Linked DNA regions of Homo sapiens: regions 2 and 3 are each linked to region 1. Evidence: chromatin loops called from intact Hi-C (ENCODE). Cell type or tissue: A673. All regions are shown on one strand.

The links. Hi-C counts contacts between places; a loop is a spot of excess contacts. Peaks named below come from ENCODE experiments on the same cell type or tissue, not always from the same donor. Only the 100,000 strongest peaks of a DNase experiment are listed, where the experiment ranks them.
Region 2: it touches region 1 in a loop (9-fold over the local background); 11 of 110 quality-filtered maps call a loop at or near these places.
Region 3: it touches region 1 in a loop (3-fold over the local background); 4 of 110 quality-filtered maps call a loop at or near these places.

What each region holds. Positions count from the first base shown.
Region 1 is chr3:8,108,022-8,116,021 of GRCh38, reverse strand. No RefSeq gene overlaps it. Among named protein-coding and RNA genes, the nearest start is that of LMCD1-AS1, 390 kb to the left of the region's middle. RefSeq lists an enhancer at 1,838-2,411. In A673, a CTCF peak has its summit at 4,616 (motif pointing right); a DNase peak (open chromatin) is centred at 4,641.
Region 2 is chr3:8,298,308-8,306,307 of GRCh38, reverse strand. All of the region lies in intron 3 of LMCD1-AS1 (LMCD1 antisense RNA 1), which reads left to right. Among named protein-coding and RNA genes, the nearest start is that of LMCD1-AS1, 200 kb to the left of the region's middle. In A673, a CTCF peak has its summit at 4,120 (motif pointing right); a DNase peak (open chromatin) is centred at 4,137; H3K27ac peaks cover 6,447 bases.
Region 3 is chr3:8,235,450-8,243,449 of GRCh38, reverse strand. The region is part of intron 3 of LMCD1-AS1 (LMCD1 antisense RNA 1); the gene reads left to right. Among named protein-coding and RNA genes, the nearest start is that of LMCD1-AS1, 260 kb to the left of the region's middle. In A673, CTCF peaks have their summits at 3,332 and 3,535 (motif pointing right); a DNase peak (open chromatin) is centred at 3,539; H3K27ac peaks cover 1,542 bases.

The DNA of each region.
Region 1 (8,000 bases):
CAGGCTACTAATTTAAATGTTAATCTCATTTTAAAAATGCCTTCTCAGTGGCATCCAAACTAATGTTTGACCAAATATCTGTATGCAGTGGCCCAGCCAAGTTGACCTATAAAATTAAACCACTAGAACCCCAAAACAGAGAATCAGATTTTTCCACTTCCCTTATTCTCTTTGGGGCTTCTGCAAATCCCTGGAGTGAGACAGAGGGGAGCAATAAAATAAACTGATTGTCTGCCTTCCAGTGGGTGCAGGTTCACTTGATCTTAGCCAAAAGGCCAAGAAATGATAGTGAATACAAGTTCAAGGAAAAATTAAATTCAACTATTGGAGAAATAGTCCCATGTCTAGAATAGCCAGGTATGTGAGTTGACATCTCTAATGGCCGTTTGTGCTTCCTCCAGGGCCTGACTGCCCTGCTCCGTCATCTCTGGCATATCTCTTGAGAATCACCTCCTTTGGATGTCTCCAGAAGCTCTCTCTACAGAAATGGTTTCTCCCTCCTCCAGGCTATATAGCCCACTGCATGCGCCTCTACTACTGAGACCACTAAGCATCCTCCTTTCCTGGAGGCATTTCCTACCCAGCCTCCCAGAGTTCCCAAGGAGACTCAGTTCCGCATGTCCTCAGTCATCATTTGCTTATTAAAAGTCCTTTTATCGGCATTTTTCCTTTCCCTGTCTCATCCCACCTTTATCTTGTCTTGTTTCCGGGGATCCCCTCCCAAATAAATTATGTGCCCTCCAGTTCTTTTCTCAGAGTCTGCTCTGAAGAAACACAAAACAAAACAGTGGCCTTTTTAAGAGCATTCATTTTACCTTTTTTGGTTTAACCAAAGAGTAGATCCTTGATGAACAGTCAATATGAGAGATTTAAGTTACATACAGAATATTATGCAACCTCAGACTATGAAAAGTTAGATTTAAAGGGTTGTATATAAATCAAGACCTGATTTCTCACTGTCTTATTTGTACTACTGACAGTGAGTAGTTCCTACTAATGTTTGAACATGAAGTTTCACTGGCTGTTTGTCTCTCTCTGCCAGCGTCAGAAACTACACATACTTCTCTGTAATAGACAATGTCAGTATCTAAGACTTTTATAGTGGAGAGGGTCATAATATATCCATTGCATAAGTTTAGACTCCTCACATAAATTATTTTAAATAAGGTATACAGCAAACACTATATATACATATATGTGTGTGTGTGTGTGTGTGTGTGTGTATGTGTCTGTGTGTGTGTATAAAATTCATTCTAATGGTTCAATGAATATGTATTGAGTATTCTAGCAGCTGAGCATTCAGCAGCAAACCAAACAAGCAAATCCTTTCCTTGCTAGAAGAGCACATTGGAAAGATGACATTTAAGCAGACCTGAAGGAGATAAAGGGGCAGGCATGTATAAACCTGGGAGAGAGTTCCAGCAAAGAAAACAGTAAGTGCAAAAGTCCTGCACACACATACATTTGGTGTGTTAAAAAATGTTGTAAATGTAGTTAGGAGGCTGGTGAGGCTAGAGCAGAATGATTAGGAGAGGGAGGAGCAGATGAGCAGATGAGATCTGAGAGACGTGGGGAGCTGAGAGAAGATTGTCCAGGGTCTAGTAATGATTTTGACTTTTCCTCTTATTGTAATGGGAAGCTACTGGAAGATTCTGTGCAAAGCAGTGACAGGGGCTGCCATATGGTTTCAAAGGATCACTCTGGTTACTGTGTGGAGTAGGGAAAGCGCAAAGAGAGTTTCATGTGCGTCCGTGTGAAGAGACCACCAAACAGGCTTTGTGTGAGCAACATGGCTGTTTATTTCACCTGAGTGCAGGTGGGCTGAGTCCGAAAAGAGAGTCAGCGAAGGGAGATAGGGGTGGGGCCATTTTATAGGATTTGGGTAGGTAAAGGAAAATTACAGTCAAGGGTGGGGTTTGTTCTCTGGCGGGCAGAGTGGGGATCACAAGGTGCTCAGTGGGGGAGCTTTTGAGCCAGGATGAGCCAGGAGAAGGAATTTCACAAGACAATGTCATCAGTTAAGTCAGGAACAGGCCATTTTCACTTCTTTTGTGGTGGAATGTCATCAGTTAAGGCAGGAACCGATCATCTGGATGTGTACGTGCAGGTTACAGGGGATGTGATGGCTTAGCTTGGGCTCAGAGGCCTGACAGAGAGAAGCTGGGATGCCTTTGGCATGATTACAAGTGCAATCGTTGACTACTAATTTGTGACGTCATTTAGATAGAAAACAAACCTTAGGAAAACAAGCCCATAGATTCTTCATGGGAGGAGCAATAAGCCACTCCAGTATGCTATCATATAATTTCTTTTTCAATCAGCAAGGAGCTTAATTGCACGGTAGCAGCTGAAAACCCATTGTTCACCAAATAACGAAACAATTTCAATGAAAAGAGGAAGATCTAGCCAATGGAAGAGTCAAGTTCTCAAGGGGAAGTTCCTGGAAGCCAGATTTGATGCTGTTTTTTTTTTTTTTTCCATCATCCTATGTTGCTTGTGAAAGGAGACTTTATGTTTCCTACCAGAATCTGCAAATTGAAGGCCTCTAAGCCAAGAAACTGGAGACCTGTGATCTCACTGTGGGTCTGTCAGAACCTTGTCAGGTGACCTTGGGACACATCACACACTGCCCTGGCCTCTGTTTTCCAAGTTTGTATAATGTGCGGTAGTGTTGCCTTGCTACTGTTATTTCATCAGCTTGTTTGAGGGCCTCCTGAAACGATGCATATGAAAGCACCTTGTAGCTCTGAAAGCAGCACTCAATGCAAGGTCATTAGCATTGGCTTTGCCCAAATACTAAAGGAACAATCCATACCATTGAAAGGGGGATATGACAAATTGATCAATGTAAAAGATAAGCTGGTAGCTGTCACATACCTTTTTCTGTACAGCAGTGGCAAACATCGTCCTCTCGTTGAGATTCTGAACCATCACATGAATGCACATAAATCACCCTGTACAAAGCACTATATACAAATACTTGGGGATGTTTAGCACCATGGACACACTTGCAGGGAGTAGTGGTGATTCTAAGTTGGACGAGTCTAGCACACCACGGGGTGGGCAGCGGTGGCACTAGCACTATATTGTGGTCAGAGAAGGGCTTTCTGAAAGATCCACTTGGGACGAGCCCTGAAAAGCAAGAAGAAAGTTGCGCTTGAGTCCAGGGGATGGGTGTTTATGATGGAGAGGCTGCTATTGTGAGTCACTTAGAAGCCACGTGATTGGGAAATGTGCAAAGCATTTAGCTGTGAGATAATAGTGTGGCAGGTGCGGTGGATACTCAGCTGTGTCCCCTGGCCCATCTCTGAGATTCCAGCAGGGTAGGTGGACAATTCCCTCTAACATTCCATATGCTTCTCACTCCAACTGCCTGCTTTTCTGCCTGTGGGTGTTCCCACTCCCTAATTCACAGGGCAACCTGGAAATGCAGGGGAGTTAATGCTACAGGGATGGGACCAGCCCTCCGCCAAGGGGGACCAGTCTCAGGACAAATGCCCCAGCCTCCCACTGCTCTGCTGACATAATTCTGAGGTATCGTCCCTGAAATTTCTCAGGGCCCTTGGCAGGACTAAACCCCAGCTGCCCACAGTAGTGGCCCCTCATTCACATACCCTGTCTGAGCTTGCCAGGGCTGTTATAACACAGTACTACAGGCTTAAACAATGGAAGTAGATGGTCTCACAGTCCCAGAGGAGGGAAGTGGAGATAAAGGTGTTGGCAGGGTTGGTTTATTCTGAGGCCTCTCCTTGGCTTGTAGATGGCTTCCTTCCCCCTGTGTCTTCATACCGTGTTCTCTCTGTACTCATCTTTATCCTAATCTCTTTTTGTAAAGACACCCATCATATTGCTTCGGGGTCCATTCATATGCCCTCATTTCATCTTAATTACCTCTTTAAAGGTCTTACTTCCGAATGCAGTTACATGCTGAGGTACTGGGGGTTAGGACTTAAACAAATAGATTTGGGGCACACATGATTCAGCCCATTATTGGCATGCCCTTTATTGGCATTTCTGTCCTCCTGTGTCACTCTCCCTTCCCCCTCACTACCTCCTTAGGTACTCTCCCAAATTAAGTTCCTGTATACAAGACCTTGTTTTGAATCGGCTTTGGGGAAACCAAACTAAGCCAATATGAAGTGGTAAAAACTGTGAGCAACTGGAGAGTGCAAATCTACCTAGAAGCATTTAAATTTATTTTAGAAAAATAGCATATAAACAAGTAAAACGTTGTGCAGGGCATGCAAAACACTTCCACAGTCCCAGTCTTTCCTGTTTGCAATCTCTGTGCTGGATAACTTTCAGGTCCAGCTGTTGCTTTCTATGATGTGTGTGTGATGTTTGTGCGTGTAAGGAGGCAATCCCCTGAAATGTAGGAATCATGCACAATTCAAAATAAAGGGGCAAAATGATCTATGATATAATTCGGCATCCTGAGGCTGCAAGGAAGCTCCTACATCTTAATCTGAGACTGTGACCCATCGTGGCAATAATGCATAAGGCTGAGTTATTCTCAGGCACATCGTAGCTTATGAGTTGGGGTTATGTCATACACTCTAAGAAAGGACTGTGAGTAACACTGCCCCCATTCAGCCCGTCCTTTTGGGGTGTAATGTCAGATCTTCCCACTGGAGGGCATTGAAGCTACAGAAAAGAGAGGGTGCCTTTCTGGTCCAATGCTATTGAATTAGGAAGCTTGCTGTACCCGGACTGTATTTCCGGTTGAGATGACAGACGTCCTTTTTGTGCTTCAGTGTGAATTTTACCAATCATGGCCATGTTCAGCATGCTGGAACTGATGATTAGATTCATGACGATAACCACCAGACTGAGAGTGTGATTTTCCGAGACAAAGGGCAGATTATGTTGATAATAGTCTTTCCCCGAGTAGTCTCTATCCCCATTGGCTATAATGAGGTGGGAAGGGGACTGGAACTCAAGGCTAAAGATAAGAGTTTGGATTCTGACTCTGTCCCTTTCTGGCATTTTGAGTGTAATCACATTGTTTAAACCGGACATACCCCAGTTTCCTTATTTATAAAACAGGAATAGCGAACCGAGCCCACAGAGAGTTTTAGTAAGTGGAAGGTTTAAGGTTTTGTATGATTTAATGCACTAGCAACTGCATGGAGGGAGGGGGGTGTTGCTATTATCGAGAGTGACCACATTCATCTACATGCTGTAAAAGTCCCGGGAAAGGTCCGGGATTCAAAAATGAGTTCCTTGAAGTAGAGTATACTTTCTAAAACTTTACTATTAGATATTAATTTGCTTAGATTTCAATCAATAAAGCAATTCATTGCTTCTGCTTTAATGAGCATCTTCTCTTGGAATGGCACATACGCACAGTAAACAGTTACAAATCATCAACATTTTGCTGTGTTAATTTTGGGGACTGATACCTTTGGCTGAGAGCAAGAGCTAAGTTATCCAGATTTGGGGAAAGGTAGGAGATATTTTAGCATGGGGCAGGGGGGTTCTCTGCTGAGATAGTGCATCAGACCCTCGTCTCCAAAGTAAATTGTGGCTGGAGAGAGGATCAGAGAAAAGGGGAACGTCTGAGCCAGAAGATGGTTCAGCCTCACAAGTTTGCCAGGAGTGGCCAGGTTTTATAAATCTTCATTTATTTTTAGAGTCCCTGAATCCCCGTTGCATAACCAGTATTTGAGGTCATGTCTATATGATCACAAATTTACCATTACTTCTATTGTTAAGCATTTACTGAGCATACCTTATTATCCCATTAAGAAAATAGAGAAGAAAAGAAACACAGGTTTCCAGACTAATTGGGTGGATGTGGGGATGACAATATTGCATGATTGTGCTATGATGGAGTCTCAGCTTTGTGAAGGCAAGAATTCACTTCTATATATTCATTATTTGATGTGGTAAATACCTAACATATGAATAAATGAATGAAACTACATTATTTTAGGACAGACATTCTCCAAGTATGTTACCTGGCCCACTACCATCAGAATCACCTGATCCTTTTCTAGAATACCATATATGAGACACTGTTCTAATTACTTTTCTTAAATTAACTCATTTTATCTTCACTCAACTCTATGAGATAGGTACTATTATTATTACCTTCACTTTACAGATGAGCTAACTAAGGTCCAGAGTGCCAAGGTCACACAGCCAGTAAGTGACAGAGCTGGGGATTTCAACCCAGAGTCGATGCTCAAAACCCCTACATCATCTTGCCTCTCTATATCTAAAAGTAATGAGGCAGATAAATATGTGTTATAGGAAGCGGCCAACAACTTATATTTTTAAGTGGGAAAAAAACACAATATTGAGGCCAAGCACAATGGCTCACGCCTGTAATCCCAGCACTTTGGGAGGCCAAGGCCGGTAGATCATGAGATCAGGAGTTTGAGACCAGCCTGGCCAAGATGGTGAAACCCCGGGTTTCACCGGGGTCAGCCGGGTGTGGTGGCACGTGCCTGTAATCCCAGCTACTCAGGTGGCTGAGGCAGGAGAATTGCTTGAACCCGGGAGGCGGAGTTTGCAGTGAGCTGAGATTGCGCCACTGCACTCTAGTCTGGGCGACAAAGGAAGACTCCGTCTCAAACAAACAAACAAAAAACCAAAAAAAGCACAATACTGGCCAATATATTTAATAAGCTACCATTTGTGTCAAGAGAGAAAAGAGATTAAGATATGTTTGTATATACATAGATTCTCTCAAGAAGAAAAGAGAAACACCACGGCTAATTAGGTCTAACATTTTCATCCTCCATTTCTGTTAGGGGTGCACGCAGCCCACTTTAGAGACCCTTCGACGGTCATACTGTTAGTGATTTTCTAGCACTTATCCTGCGCACCTTTATGGTGATCCCTGAGAGTATCCCACACTCTCTGGGAGTTAGACCCTCTATGTTTTTCTGGGTACTTTGAATGATTAACAAAGACTCCAAGTGATGATTTTGTACTTTCAACTTTGAGAATCATGACCTTAGGTTTGGGCCAGAAAATTTAATTCCATTGGAAGACCTAGGAGCTTTCCTACAAATTTCTTCCCCTTATCTGTAAACCAACTGATAGTCTGCTTGGGAAGAAAGACGAAGATAAGCAAAGCATTGGGACATGCCTCTCTTTTCTGAGTAACCACACTGTCACCCCATGCAGCGTACCTCATTATACCCTTGTTCGTTTTCTTCTTCTGCATTATCAAAAGACAGAATAAAAATCTTTTGTTTTTCTTAGAAGTTTTACCAAGAAATTTGGTCTATACTATATGACTGTGTTCATTCATTCTGTCGCTATTCTTATATGTGATAACCTCTCCTCCCATATTTTGTGTGTGCCCCTTTTAATATGTGAGCTCATCAGGGCCTGTGCCAGTGTCTTAGTCTTTTTTCCTCCTTTTTCCTCCTCAGAATTTTTTATGACTGCAATGTAAGATTGTCATTTTTGAGACTGTCCTATTGAATTTCTTTTGAAATTCTTTTGAAATCTACATTTCTTTTGAAATCTCTTGAAATGCTCTGTCCAATATACTAGCCATGTGGCACAATTCCACAATTTAGAGTAGCCACATTCCAAGCACTCAATAGCCACATGCAGCTAGTGGTTACAATATTGGGTAGCACACATTATAGAATATTCCTCTCATCATGGAAAGTTATATTGGAGAGGGCTACTCTAGAACTTTCCTATCCACCAATCTTTGCTCTAAAAAAAAAGATTAAATTTCTTTTTCCACAATCAAACAAAAGAAGTTTGAATCTACTTCCATCTTTTCAAGTTATTTGGGATAATAAATGATCTGAATTTTCCAATGCTTACTCTACTTCCTGTCTTCTGTTGGGTCCTATTTTTTTTTTCAGAAGGCCTACTTCCCTATGATCCTCGTGGATTGTAATATAACCTGAAGTAGCAAGTGCCCTCATTACTTCTTTATGAGAGTGAAAATTCTCAGACAATTTTCAGACATGCAAGAGCTTGAATGTTATCTCCTATATGCTATATGTAATTTCTTTATAAAGTTG
Region 2 (8,000 bases), 190 kb before region 1:
CAGCCTAACTTCAGGCAGCACCCAAAGTTCAGACTCAAGTTGTGGGCAGTCTACTGCTTTGGTGGGGACGGTGGCTGTGGTGCCAGATGGGGCCACTTGGCTGAGGGAGGGCATCAGGGCTTTCAGTTCAGGAGAGCTGATGGATGTTGCTCTTCTCTGTTGTGTCACCAGAATTCTGTGCCTTGGGTTGGGCTTACTTGCATCTCTGTGTATCACTCTGCTGCTTCAAAACTCATCCCTTCTGTTGATGCTGACCTGAGGAAGCTTGGGAAATGTTTGCTGCATTGGGTGGGATTGATGAGCTGGCTTTAAAAAGAAGCACGAATGCTTTACCAGGACTCCAAAATCAACAACAACAGAATGTCTTTCTAGGATCACTCAAATGGACCCATTTATTCTTTGCATACTCCTCCAATTTTTGGATACACTTTTCAGTTTGGGAAAAAAGCACAGAATCCTGCATGTAAACTTTAAGACAACGGGATGTATCACAGTGTTTGTTTTCAGACAGTAGTATGCCTTTAGGATAGTCTGAAGAACTGGTTAAAATATAGATTCCTGAGTCCCACCACCAGAGAATCTTGCTCAGCCAGCTTGGAATGGAACCCAGGAAACTTCAGGTGATATAAGGCAAGGGGTGTATGCATCACACCTAGAATAATGGTCCCTGCTCCTGATGAACACACCAAGTACCCAAGAAGGGCACCAGAGTGTGAAACAAGCATGGTTAGGTGATGAGATGGCCTGGGTACAGTCACCTGTTAAAGTGCAGATTCTCATTCAGCAGGTCTGGGGAAGGAGGCTGATATTCTGCATTTCTAATGAGCTGTGAGAAGGCAGTTGTTGCTGGCCCCTGCCTCACACCTTGAGTAGCAAAGATGTAAAAGAGTCACCAACGTTAGGGCTGTGGAGTCAGATGGGCATAGGTTTGGATCCAACCTGTTTTCTCACTGTGTGACCAGCCTCTCCCAATCCAGGTTTACTTGTGTCTCAAGTGGGAAATGATGCAGAAATTAAATGTGACAATAATATACATAAAGCATTCAACATATTGATTAACATGCCATTAGTCTTCCATGAGTGCAAGCTGCCATTGCAATTTTAATAATAAATCCTGCTAATTCAATGTAAATTAGTCAAAGATGTTTGTTTTATCATCCTTGCCATTTTATTTTGCTAATTTTGTTTCTATGCAGATTGAGGCAATGTTTCTATATCTATCATATAACACATCTGGAAGATAAGAAAATGGAGTCATTTCCCTACCAAACACCCAGCCCATGCAGTGCTGTGACCATAGTCCTTAATAAGATGTTGTGACATTAATGAACATCAAGACATCTGAATGAGGGTTTATTTCCCCTGGCCCCAGATATTGGCCATTATGTTGACAGAGCTGGTGCACCCAGATCTGGGTTGATGTCATTTAAAACTGGGAGATTACTCTGAAAATTTCAGCCCAGGTAGGCTGTTTGACATAACAGGAACCAGCATCCCATTGGGTGAATTGTTTGGGTTTCAGCTACTTGATACACACATTCCAAGTGTACCTAGTGATGTAGTAGCCTGTTTTGTTCTGCCCTAGTTTGCTCGGATCATCTTTAAAGTTTATCTTGGAAAAAGCAAAGGCCCTGAGGGCAGGGTGATGTTTATCTGGTGGGCAGATAATGTGGCATAATAGGTAATCCCTGAGATTTTGGAGTCCTGTAGACCTGGGCTCAAATCCTAATTCTACGACTTAATACCTGTGTGACCTTGCCTAACCTCTCTGAGTCTCAGTTTTCTCATAGCTTCACCAGTGGGAATTCCTTTTCTAGCAGTCAATGGCCTTAATACCATGTGCCCTGTCACAGGTGAAGCTAGAGTCAAGTACATGTGGCCTTAATATCATGTGCCCTGTTCTAGGTGAAGCTAAAGTACTGGTCCCTGCAGGTCAACTGTGATGGTTTAAGCCATTATTCCATGTCATTGGTACATGTTTTGACTAACAATATAAATTCACATTAAAAACTTTATTTTAAATACAGCCTGCTAGTGTTTGAGTGTCCACTGGGCTGGACACTGGGGGTGACTGAGATGTATAAGCCGTGGTCCCAGCTGTGATGGGTACACCAAGTACCCAAGGAGGTGAGCACATGTATTCAAGCCCCAGAATGCAGAACAAATGGTGCTAAGTGGAGAGAGCAGACTTGGGCGCAATTCACATGGGTGATGTGACCTTCAGGCTGTGTTGGGTTAAAGGGGAAGGAGGCCAAGGGCTTCCCACAGCTGAAATCCAACTCTTGGTCTTGTCTCTTTGATCTTGTGTCTTAAACTTCTGACTGGGTTCTTCCTAGCCAAGCCCTGCTTTACTGTGCAACATATTGCAGGGTCTAAATGATGGCAATGCATCTATATATTAAATTACAGTGATCTGGAGCATTTTGTTGCACACAGGCATCAGCTAAAGGTTTAAATTCTCTCATTAGAATTTTTATACCCTGAGGTGTGCCACTAGGAAAATGGAACTCACTGTTTTTCTTCTCATCTGAGCAAAAGGGTGACTATTTTGTTTTGTAATGAGTGCATAGCATGGGCCATTGGCTGGAGTTGTGATAGCCTATAAATGATTTCCGGTGTGATTCAAGCCTCTTGAATCCTCCAGACCTGCCTGTCTGGGTGGACAGGGATGCTGTGTTAGACATGGCCAGGAGCCAGGGCTCTGGAGTTGGATGGGTCTGGATGAAGTGTCCTTCATCCAGCAGCTGTGTGGCTCTGAGCAAAGTACAAAATCTCTTAGTGTCTCAGTGACCCAGCTAGAAAGGATAATTGTGATTCTTAGAATTAAGTGAAATGGTGCACTTACATTAAAATGCTAGGCATGGAGCCTGACACACGGTAACAGCTCAAAATCTTGTTTTATGGTCTTAAAATTTGAAGAAACCTGGAAGAAGTCTAACTGTTACTCTTATGCAACCATTGTGAATTAGGGCTGAAACAATGCCAATTCAGCAATCAATTGAAGATGGCCCTGTATATTTCTTATGGCTTCTATAAGGACCAAATGAAATAGCATAGACCTATGTCTGGATTCTGGAAGGTCTTCAATAAATGTCAGTTTCTCATTCCTTCTCATCAAGAGCAGATATCGTCTCTATCTGGATTAACAGTCATTATTCTGGGCTCCTTCCCACCCTGACTCTTCATGCATTAACCTTGCAAAATGGGTTAAGAGGAGTCTGTGTTATCAAAGCTCCCTTGAATACACCTGTGAGCCATATTTGGAGATTAAATCAAATGTTATTAACTTTCCAATTACTTCCAGGTCAAAGGTGATGTTGCTGAAAATACGGCCAACATAGATTTCTAGTATAATTATTCCTTAATTCGATGTGCGTACCTGAAGTAACCTGGCCTGCTCTACTTAAATAATTCAGTTCAAGGGCTACCTGGTGTACAAGCTGTAGCATCTGACGTTAAAGCGTCTGCAGCCTATTCAAGAGCAGGTATGTAAAAAGCATGAAATAAACTTTAGTGGAATAATAGGCTGTGTGTCTCGGCCATTCAGTGTTTATAAATAGCAAGCACCTACTCTATGACTGATGAACTCCTATTCATCCTTCAGCCAGACCCAGATGTCAGCTCAGAAATCAGTTCTTGGAAGCTTTTGTGTACCACCCTTCTTATATCCCCGTCCACATGCTCATGGTGTAAGTCCCTACCATCTGCTCTCCTAGGATTCTGTAGTTTTCCTTCTTAGAGTTTATCTCTGTTTACTTGCTTACCATTCTATCTTCAGTGCCAAGCAGCTTGGCACACAGTAGGTGTTCAATACAGGCTGGTTAATCAGCTGGCTGCATTCGGTGGAATGGGTTGTGGCTTTCCTGTGGGTAATGGCACAAATTCCATGTGGGAAAGAAATTGCTAACAATAAAACCTAGACCGGAGGAGTCTGACCAATAGTGTTTTCACTACTTATGGCAAAGTCACGTTCCCACAGTTGATTCTCCAGACCAGGGTGCGACATATGGGATAGTGGTTTCTTTAGGATTTAAAAAGCATTGGTACAGGAAGACATTCTACCACCTCTGAGTTCCAAGTGCTGAAGAAATGGCAAAATTCAGTTGAAGAACAGACTTCTGTCCAGTAGAGGGAGCTCCCTCATTAAAAAGTCACACGTCCTTGCTGAAAAACTCTGGGTTAGGTTTTCATAAACTTCTCTTTCTTCTTAGAATCATAAAATCTCAGAAATAGGAAGGACCAGAAATCATCTCGTCTAACCACTCTCTCAGAGTGAGAATTCCCTCTAGAACCAAGGCTGTTAGCCTGCCTCTCCTCTTTTAGACCCTTCCCTTTCCTCACCAAGATGCCCCCTTCTCTCTTTTAGAAGTATTTATTAAACACCTACTGTGCGCCTGGCACTGAGGTTATAGAGACCAACACGACGAGCATGTACCCACCTCTTTTTCTACTTACAGCCTTGCTTGATTCCCTCCCCAGTCCGGGAAGCTCCTTACTCCTTGAGGTGGGATGTTCTGCTCACTCTCTCTCTGAGATGCTCTGACTGTTCTTTAAAAATTTTTTTTTGAGAGATGGGGTCTCACTATGTTGTTCAGGCTGGTCTTGAGCTCCTGGCCTCAAGTGAGCCTCCCACCTTGGCCTCCCAAAGTGCTGGGATTACAGCTGTGAGCCGCTGTGTTTGGCCTTCTGACTGTTCAAACGTTCCTTCCATGAAGCCAGAATCTATTCCCTAATACTGTCCATCCTTTGATTCCAGTTTTTGCTTCAGCATCGTAACTGGCACACAATGGGCTTAGAGCTATGTGAGCATTCTGCCCCCTGAGTTCCCTTCAGATATTTTTAAAACTAGCTTGGGCTCCCTTGAGTGGCTTCTTTCATTGCCATCACTATTTGATCCCGACCTTGGATTATGAACCTTCCTTTTGAGGCCTGAGGTGGGCTGCTTGAAGTCCTAGCAGCTAATATGCCTTACCACAGGCAGAATTTTACAAGTCAGCAAACCTGGACTTTAGCTTCCTTTGTAACACTTCTGAGTCCTCTTCCCTCTTCCAAAATTTCTATATTTAGGAGCTCAGAGTGGTTCTGTTACCATTTTGAGGTTGACCACACCCAAACCTCATCTAACGTGTCTGTTTACTACAGGTATATGGGAATTCAATGAAGAACACTTCCCTGGGAGAGTAGAAGTTTAAAAGGAAAGTGTAGGAGACAGCCATCTGAACCTAAGCAGTGCAGTGTATCAGGAAAAATGGTCTTGAATGGAAAGAACAAAACCAAACCGGAATAAAGAATCGCCACCCAAACAGGAGAGAAATCAACAAGAGGGCACCTGGCTAGGCCTGGCATGTGGCTGCTGCTCAGAAAATTTAAAAAATGAGTTTGAATGAATGAATGGATGAACATATTCCAAATTTCCTGATCCTGATGAATGACATTCTTAGGTTCTGAGAACGTATGAGTGGGCAAACTTATTTGATAGCCTCTGAGGAGGTGTGGAAAATGAAGGGAGTACTGTATGATGAGATGAGAAGTATGTTGTGATAAAAATATATATACAAGTATTTATAGATTATTATATATGTACATAGACCAATTGTACTAGATTTCAATGCAATATGAACCAAATTGACTAATGGAAAATATCTTAAGGATTATCAAATTTAGGGTGGTAAAGAGGCTTAAGCCAGTGTGCCAGTCCTGTTCTATTGATAGGGCTTCTCTATGGAGAAGAATTGTGACACTTCATTTTGGCTCAGTTGAAAATGATTGATTAGTGATGCCTGCCGTGGGTCTGGGAATGGGTCATGGCGATACACATGTCAGGGATTTGTTATCCCTGAGTGGTCCAGTGGTCTCTCTCTTCGTAGGGCAGAGGCTTACTCAAAGTCACACAGCAAATTTACAACAAGGTATCTGGGTGTCTTAACTCAATTCCAGTGCTCATTTCCACCACATTGCCCATTCTGACTCTTTGAGTGTGTCCTAGCTTAATATTCCTCTTATTGGGGGAGAAAGAAGCAGTGAGAGAGAATTTCCTCTGAGAGAAAGTGGCAATGACATGCTCATTAATGTAGTGATCATGTAGAGTCATCTTGACCCACTTGAAGGCCTGGGGGTCTACCCCTCTTACACCACGCTGACTGAGTGCCAGATAGGATAGAATGGTGGTCCAAACCCTGCAGAGGGAAGTAGAAGGTGGGTCAACAGACATTGGATGAGCTTAACTCACAGATCAGAAGTGACTGAGTCAGCCGGGTGCTAATGTGTTAGGGCTGGGAGGAGGGGGGTCAGGGGCAATCTTGAAACTAGGGAGAAGACTCCTTTTTTGTTTCTTTCTCACAAGAAGCCATAGCCCTGGGAGGAACTTTTCAAAGAAACTGCAGGAGTATAGAGACAGCACTGGGAATCTTCCCAGCCTTCATTTTCTTTCTGCCAGCATTCACTGAGTATCTGCTTTGTGTAGGGAGATCAGGTCATGCAGAAGTGGGGATGGTGCCTTCATTCTACCTTTCTAAGAGCACTGAGAATTTCAGGGATACCATGATCACTTGGTTTTCTTCAAACACTGTTTGTTTGTTTGTTGAGGGGAAATTTCTTCCCCCCAAAATTAAAGAAACTAAATGGGGGCTGGTGTTTGAGTTAAAACTAACCAGAGGCCTCCTTAGCATATATGGCCCAGCCTTTTTACGTTGGACAAGATACTTAATCTCTCTGTGCCTCAGTTTCCTCATCGGCAAAAATGTACCCACCTCCTAGGTTGCTGTGAGGATGAAATAAGTGGATTTATGCAAAGCATTTAGATGGATGCCTGGTACATCGTAAATGCTACATATGCATTGGCTATTTTTTAATTAAGTAAAAACTGTATATATTTATGGTATATGACACAAAGTTTTCATATATGTATACACTGTGGAATGACTAAATCAAGCTATTGATATTCATATGCATTACCTCACATACTTACCATTTGTGTGTGTGTGTGTGTGTGTGTGTGGGTGTGTGTGATGTGAACACTTAAAATCTATCCTCTTAGCGTTTATTAGCCCTGCAAACTTGGGTTAACACTGTAATTTTTTTTTTTGCCTCCTTGTTTTCATACTTTTTAAGATAACTTATACCATGGGTTTCCCCATGGAGAGAAGGAGAAATAGGTATATAGGAAAGAAAAAGACATCTCCTTTTTCTGAAGCTAAAGATTTAAAACATTTGAGATGAACCTTCTAAATCAAGAATCATAATCTTCAATGACTTGACAGTGCAGCCACAGATTGAAGTAAGTACTTTGCAGAATAGAATCAATGGAAGAACCTTAGAATTCTAAGGTTCTCAAAACTTGGTTGGAATGACCTGGTGCATATTTTGAAGCACCAATTGTGCTGTTATAGAATTCTCTCCTGGGGAGATAATGAACTGATAAGATTTTTTTTTCTGGCTACCACACTCATGGGTTATCAGGAAAGCCCAGGTACCAGAGAGGAACACAGTCATATCTGCAGTAGGCACCGCTCCTGGGTCAATAGCTTCGTATTGTATAGGAGATTGGCACATTGCCAGTTGATTCTCAAGGTGTTGAGATGGCCTTAGTTGATGAAATATTGATCTCAGGCTGTTGGTTTCAATGGAATTCAGGAGTGAGTTGCAATAAAACAAGCTTGTATTCAGTTCTCTAGAGAGTTGCCATTCTGTTAATTTCTCTTTGCATGTAACTTTGCCTTCCATCCTGAGAAAACACAAGTTGCCTTTCTTACAAAACGGACCTTTATGGAACGACAGGAAAATGTGTTAGGAGAAAATAGCAGAGGAAATCCACTTGAGACCTCCAGTGTTCTTTCTGCAAGCTCTGCTAGGTATAGAACGACTCCAAGGCAGTGATGATTTTCAAGCCAGGTTGTAACCAAGGTCACGTGTTCACTAGATTGCCTTATAACTGCAGTGAGATATTTCAAATGTTGGGTAATCAAATCTGATGCAGGAAGAAGAGCTTAAACTTCCAAATT
Region 3 (8,000 bases), 130 kb before region 1:
ACTTACTTACCATTACAGCTACAAGGCCAAGTAAATGGCCACTGAATAAATACTACTTGAACAATATGTATATGAATGATTTATTAGTTTCTCCATTGGACAATTAGCTGCTGTGAATGCTCATGCTTGTCTTTATTATTTTGTCTTCCTAGTATCTATCACAATGTATACATAGCTGAAAATAACGTAACTGAATTTGAAATAAATCTCACATCAAGTGTGAATACTGTCAGCCCTCTGAATCCACAGGTTCTGTATCTGTGGCCTCCACATGCACAGATTCAACCAATTGCAGATCAAAAGTATTTTGGAAAAAAACAAGAAAAACTAACAATACAACAGTAAAAAATAAGACAGATAAAAATACAGCATAACTATATAGCATTTACATTGTATTAGGCATTATAAGTAATCTAAAGATAATGTAAAGTATAAAGAAGTATATGTGAAGGTTGTATGTAAATACCATGCCATTTTATATAAGGAACTTGTGCCTTTGCAGATGTTCATATCTTGGTGGGAGGGGAGTCCTGGAAACAATTCCCCATGGATACCAGTAGACACTATACTATCAGTATGACTTATCACTGTTGATACTTTGATCTGTTGCTGAGGTATGTCTGTTACGTTTTAACACTATAAAATTACTATTTTTCCTCCTTTTTTTATGCTGTATGCCTATTAAGGAAATCACTATACCACTATGAGCAGGGCACACTGTAGGTGTGGGGTGTCATATAAAGGGGGGGCTCCCTTTATTTATCTGCAAACCCCCACTGCAGTCATGAGAAACATGGCCTCACCATCTGCCATTGTTTAATTTTAGTACACATGTATAGACGTATCAGAATGGTTCATCTTTACTCAATGGGAAATAAGTTTATCAACTAGAGTACAGTGCTAAAGTACAATTTATTCTGCCTTTAGTCTTATAGACTCCACTCATTTTCAAAGTTACTTAGATCAGCATCTCTCTCCCTAACCCCTTTCAGTGAGGTTGTTTCATACAATTGTAATACTGTTAAAACGTCACATTCTGGATTCCATCCTGGAATCTTCAACCTCTTGAATGATTTTTAAATGTATAACATGTAGACTATTGTTAACAAAATTGTATTGGATTAGGAAATTTTGTTAAAATCCCTCTTATCGAAAGAGGTAATTATATGAGCTGAGAGATAACATTAATTTGCTTCACTATAGCAATTATTTTACTATCTATATGTATCCCACAATGTCATGTTGTAAACCTCAAATATGAACAATAAATTTAGTTTAAAAATCTGTAGACATTAAAGTTCACTCTGTGCATATAGTTCTAAGGGTTTTGACTAATCTGTACTGTCATGTACCCACCATTATAGTACCATACAGAACAGCTTCACCACCCTAAAAATACCCTCTATGCTTCATTCACCTAGTCAACCCTTTTCTTCATCTTTGAAACCTTTGGCAAACACTGATCTTTTTACCATTGCTATAGTTTTGCCTTTCCAGAATGCCATATAATTGTAACCATACAGTATGTAGTATTTTTAGAGTGACTTCCTTCACTTAGCAGTATATATTTAAGAGTCATCTGTAACTTTCCATGGCTTGATAGCTAATTTATTTGTATTCTGTTATATGAATAATGTATATCCATATAATATATGTAATACTATATATCCATATAAACAGAATAAAATATAATTTTAAGATAAATAGGTTATATGGACATAGCACAGTTTGTTAATCCATTCCACATCTATTAAAGAACATCTTGCTTGATTTCAGTGGTTAGTGATTATGTATATAGACGCTGTGAAGATTCACAGGTAGGTTTTTGTGTAGAGTTTTATTTATTTTTATTATCCTTTAAGTTCTAAGGTACATGTGCACAACGTGCAGGTTTGTTACATATGTATACATGTGCCATGTTGGTGTGCTGGACCCGTTAACTCATCATTTACATTAGATATCTCTCCTAATGCTATCCCTCCCCCCTCCCCCCAGAGAAGTTTTCAAATCATTTGGGTAAATACCCAGGAGTGTGATTAATGGGTTGTGTGATAAAACTATATTTAGCTTTGTAATAAACTGCCAAACTTTCTTCTAAAGTGGCCATATCATTTTGCATTCCCACCAGCAGTATCTGAAAGTTCCTGTTTTTCCACATCCTTGCCAACAATTGGTATTGTTATTATTTTTAATTTAGCTATTCTAGTAGGTATGCATTTGGTGTCTCATTGTTCAATTTATAATTAACTAATGACAAATGATATTGAGCATATTTTTATATATTCACTTGTCATCTGTATATCTTCTTTGGCAAGATGTGTGTTATTTTTAATCTGATCAACTTTTCCAACCCTGTCAATCTCTCTTTGCTTGTTATTGTGGCTTTTGTCTGATTTTATTATTAGCAAAAACACAAAACTCTTTGAGACCTTCAAGAGGGTTATGTGCTTAATTGGAATAAATGGCTAGAAAGAACCTGTTTGGAACCTGTTGGCCTGCAGTGACTAATGGGTGCTGAAACCTAGTCTTTGAGTCCAGAGTTAAAAGGACATGAAATAATTCAGATGTGACTTGGAAGGATCTCTCAGTGGTCCCAACATCTTTCTTCAATCTCTATCATTTTTATATTTCATGGCATTCGTGTTCCTATTTGTCAGTTAGAGATCACTTGGCCATCTCTTCTAATGGCCAGTAGAATCATTCTGGGAGCACATCATCCTGGCTGAAGATCTAAGCAGTCCATGGATCTGAACCATCTCTCATGAGAAGGTATTCAGAATTAAGACAATTAGAATGGTTCAAGCATCATTCTTCCTCTCATATTTGTAGAAATTCTAGTATTTGTTGCATACTCACTTAGTTCTAGTTTGATGGATGGACTTGCTGAAAATCTGGCAGGACTGTTCAAACTCTCTGGCAGCTATGAGGCTATGGCTCGCCATCTAGAGTACAGCTTGGGTGGCAAAGAAAACTCTTGGCATGCTGCTTCACTAAGACTTGTAAACAATAATTAAGTGGACTGATGTATCATAATTCTGCTGTTTCATTTCCTTCTTTCAAAATACATGAAGGAGTTTTAGTTCTGGATGATAAACGACAAGAATCGTAGCACTCTGCACTTAAACCAAATGAGCTCAATGAGGGTATACAATTCTTGCAATTACAATTTTACTGCTTTGCATATATTCACAATGGAAGAAGAAAACAAGGAGACACAGGCTTCTTGGCTTGCTGAATGGGAGCTCATAAAACTTTGTGGGGTCTAGTTGTGTGACCATTTGGAATCCAGTCCCAGCTCTGTCTGCGGCTGGTTCTATCACCCTGGGTGAAACATTCACTCTCTGAGCATTAGTCCCCAGGTTGAAAATGAGTAAGTGGAGGCAGATGATATCTGTTTTCCTTTCAGATGTATTAACAATATGTGATGATAATACATTCCAAGAACAGGCTGCAGTCCTTGTGCAAAGGGGAAACAAGAAGAGCTGGTAGTGGGGCATTTATGAGACATGTATTGACTCTAGTCAGCCACCAGGGGACATCCAAGAGCACATCTACATAGCTGTACAGCTCAAAGTTTGTAAATCAAATTCTTATACATTGAATCTTTCTTTCCTAGTGACAAAGTATCAGAGCTATAAACTATCAGGAAAAAAGTGACTCCTAGAGATAAAAAATGTATGATCCAGGATATTATTAGTTTTAGCAGCAGTATTTAAAGGGAAAGTACTAAATATATCTTTGACATTATTTCACCTTGCATTAAATTAGACTTGTGGTAAGGCAAAAATTATATAAGTTCATGAAAATAACTTAATTTATTTTGGTTATGTTTTTATGTTTGCAAGGGTGGGACCAGGGTGATTTCAATGATCACTGTGGCATATTGAGCATGCCACCCCAGGCATTCAGAATTGCCATTCCTAAGTTTTGTGGGTGTTTAGCATTCGAAATACAGCTTTCAGTCTGTGACATGGAAATCTTTTGATGTCTTAGGCTTCTGAATTGAGAAGGAGTGGGGCCTTAAATGGGGGACAAGAATTCAACTAATCAGAACAGTGTAAGCCTCATTAGAAACTAGCAAATTGGCTTATGGACCGTGTGCCTCAATCTCATATGTTTGATTACCTGAGTCAGCCTTCCCATGTCAGGCAACTCTGGGACTTAGGCCAAGTTAAGGCTCAGGCCACAGGTTATGGGGCCATCTACTCAAGGAAACCTCTTAGTACAGCATCCTCTACTTCTTTTCAGAAAATCCTTTCCTCTTCTTGTTGACTTTTCATTTAGACCATCACCTGCCTAGATCCCTTGACTTCTCACTCAGGCTTTCCTGTTCACCAATGTTGCCAACTCACTCGCACAAGCAAATGCATTTCTATGTCTACCTCTGGATGGCAACCATTCTCATTGCTCACCTCATCCATCTACGCTACCAGAAATTCTTCCAAGCTCCCACAGTTGTATTTATAGATTTACTCTTGTATTAATAGTTTGGCACTTAGTATCGTGTTGATCTTCACTGACTGTTAATTGAACAAAATGAATTAAACTCAAGGAAAGAAAGAAAATCAGACAGACAAAACTTAGACTAAATTTCTGGTGAATGTAAAAGCTACCATGTAAGAAAAAGCTTTAGCTTCCAGAAGAGGTACTTAAAAAAAAAAAAAAAAAAAAAAAGGAGAGGAAAGAGAAAGAGGAAGAGGAGGAGGAGAAGCAATGATAATTTTGTGCCAGAGAAAACTGGAGCTAAAATTTAGAAACAGACTCACATGCTATCCTGGGCTTCCAACTAGAAGAGAAATCACAAATATTTGCATTGCATAATATGTCGATATAGCCTTACATGAACCCACCACATAGCTCATTTATTGTCAAACATCTAAAACTCAGCCTTTACATACAGATAGGTTCTTCAAATGCTGTTTGCTTTGCATATCACAGAAACAAATAAAATATAATAAACAATTTCTGCTTGAACTAGCCTCTGGTAATTAGGACAGGATGACTGGGCCAACTTTAGAAATCAAAATAACTTACAGTTTCCAGCATAGCTGATATTCAGCCAGTCTAACCTAGCAAAGTCCTAGTGAAGTGTTGTTTATGGCACATCCATTCTGATTTGGTTCTAACTGTCTGGATTGGGCAATGTTTCTGCTGTATTGTCTAGTACACGTTTTAACTCTCACCCTTAATTTTGAGTAAAATATTCTCCATCCACAACTTTCTCTTAGAGAAGGCAGCTAAAATGTATGAATGACCTGTTACGTGCCTTATAACTTCCATTTAAGGTAGAGTATTTGCCTCATGATATGCATGTGAAATTGACGGTTCTGTAAAGTCAAGTGTTACTTAAGGGCACATTCTTAAGAGGCCACGTCGAGAGCTGAATCCTGGCTTGTACATTTTATTCTCCTTTTATTCTCCTTAAGTAATCACATTCCTAATCTTTCCCTACCTTCTTATGAGAGTCCAGAGTTATGTAAAAGTATGTATGTCATCTTCACATGTTTAATTAATTCTGCCCCAAAGCAGGCATAAGGTGAAAGGCATGAAGTAAACTCATAGTTCCAAAACTTCAGGGATAAAATCACTATATTGTTGTCTTTTTGTTACTTTAAACATTACTATGTTTCTAGTTAGAAGAAAACACACACATATACACTCTCCAAAAACACATAATGTGGCTACTGCTGTCTTTCATTGTCTTTCTCTCATAGTCTCTTCCTGTGTAATTTTCTGAACTATTTCATGCCTTACTTTTTGAATCAAAAGCTAAATTTTGTGGCAGCAACTATATTTTTGCAGCTCATTTGATCCATTATTTCTATTTGCAACTTATTACAGTCTACCTTCAAGTGATATTACAAGGCCACACATAGTGCAAGAATCCTAAAACAGGGTACTTCCAATTCCTCTCTTTTGTCCTTTGTGCAATTGTCATCATACATTTTTACTTTTACAAATGCTGCAAACTCTGCAAAACAATGTCACAAAGTTTTCTTTAGTGGATTTTCTTTTAGCGCCATTACAAGAAAGAAAAAAAAAATTATGTTTACTTTTATTTTGGCCATTTCAGATCTCTTTATTTCTTTATGTAAATGCAAGTTTCTGTCTGATTATGCTTCTGCCTAAAGAACATCCTTTGAAATTTCTTAGAGTACATGATTGCTGGTGATAAATTGTATGTTAATATATGAGCCCAAGAAAGCCTTTATTTATTTATTTATTTATTTATTTTATTTTGTTTTACTTTATTTTTTTGAGACAGAGTCTTGCTGTGTCGCCCAGGCTGGAGTGCAGTGGAGCAATCTCTGCTCACTGCAAGCTCCACCTCCCAGGGTCACGGCATTCTCCTGCCTCAGCCTCCCGAGTAGCTGGGACTACAGATGCCCGCCACCACGCCTGGCTAATTTTTTTTTTTTTTTTTTGTATTTTTAGTAGAGATGGGGTTTCACCGTGTTAGCCAGGATGGTCTTGATCTCCTGACCTTGTGATCCGCCCACCTCGGCCTCCCAGAGTGCTGGGATTAGAGGCATGAGCCACCGCACCCAGTCTCTTTTGACTTTATTTTTAAGTAAATGTTTATTTTAGGACAATTTTAGTTATATAGCAAACAGAAAGTTCCCATATGCTCCCCATCCAGTTTCCCATTAACATCTTAATGTTATGTTAGTATGGTACATTGTGGCATAATGTTGATTAAGTTATTATTACCTTAGTTGCATATAAAATTCCTCATGAAATATAAAAATATGTAAAAGTTATATTGTCATCATTACATTTGTATGGTATACCTGTTAAAATTAATAGGTAAATATTAATTGTTTTATGATGGTTACAGACTGATTTACTTAGCTTTTACCTAATGTCCTTTTTCTGCTCCCGAATCCCCAGAATCCCACCGAAGATACCACATTACATTTCGTCAACATGTCTCTTTAGGTTCCTCTTGGTTGTGACAGTTTCTCAGTCTTTCCCTGTTATTGATGACATTGACAGTTTTAAGAATTACTGGTTGTTTGGTAGACTGTCCTACAGTTGAGTTTTCTCTGATGTTTTTCTCATAATTAGACTGGGGTTGTCCATCTCAGGCAGAAGATCACAGAGGCAGTGTCTTTTTTTAAATATTTTTTTCAATTTTTAATTAATTAATTAATTTATTTATTTATTTTGAGATAGATTCTCACTCTGTCTCTCAGGCTGGAGTGCAGTGGCACAACCTCGGCTCACTGCAACCTCCGCCCCCTGGGTTCAAGTGATTCTCCTGTCTCAGCCTCCCAAGTATCTGGGATTACAGGCACGCACCACCATACCTGGCTAATTTTTGTATTTTTAGTAGAGACAGGGTTTCACTATATTGACCAGGCTGGTCTCAAATTCTTGACCTCAGGTGATCCTCCCACCTTGGGCTTCCAAAGTGCTGGGATTACAGGCGTGAGCCACCATGCCCAGCTAATTTTTGTATTTTTAGTAGAGGCGGGGTGGGAGTGTCATTTGTACCACATCATATCAAGTTTAAATACTATTGGTGTGACTTGTCGCTATTGATGCTGACCTCGATCACCTACCTGTGGTAGCATTTGTCACCACAATTGTGGTAGCATTTTGACACTATAAAGCTATTTCTATTTTTCCCCCTTTCCATACTGTATTCTTTTTGAGGAAGTCACTATGTGCACCACACACTTGAGGAATGGGGAATTATGCCCCACCCTGTGAGGGTAGAGTTTCTGCGTAAGTTACTTGGAATTCTGCATAAAGATTTCCATTGTCTCTTCACTCTTATTTATTATTTGTATGTTCAACTATTTACTTATATCAAATGGACTCAGAGATGTTGATTTTATACTTTGCATATTAATCCAGTACTATCTTATTCTGTTGCTTTAACAGTTCTAGCTTTGGCCATTGGGAGCTTGAAATATTTTATCCTACTCTTTTCTCACTTGCATGGTTTCTGATGAGAAGTCTACTGTAATCCATATTCTTGCTCCACTATAAAC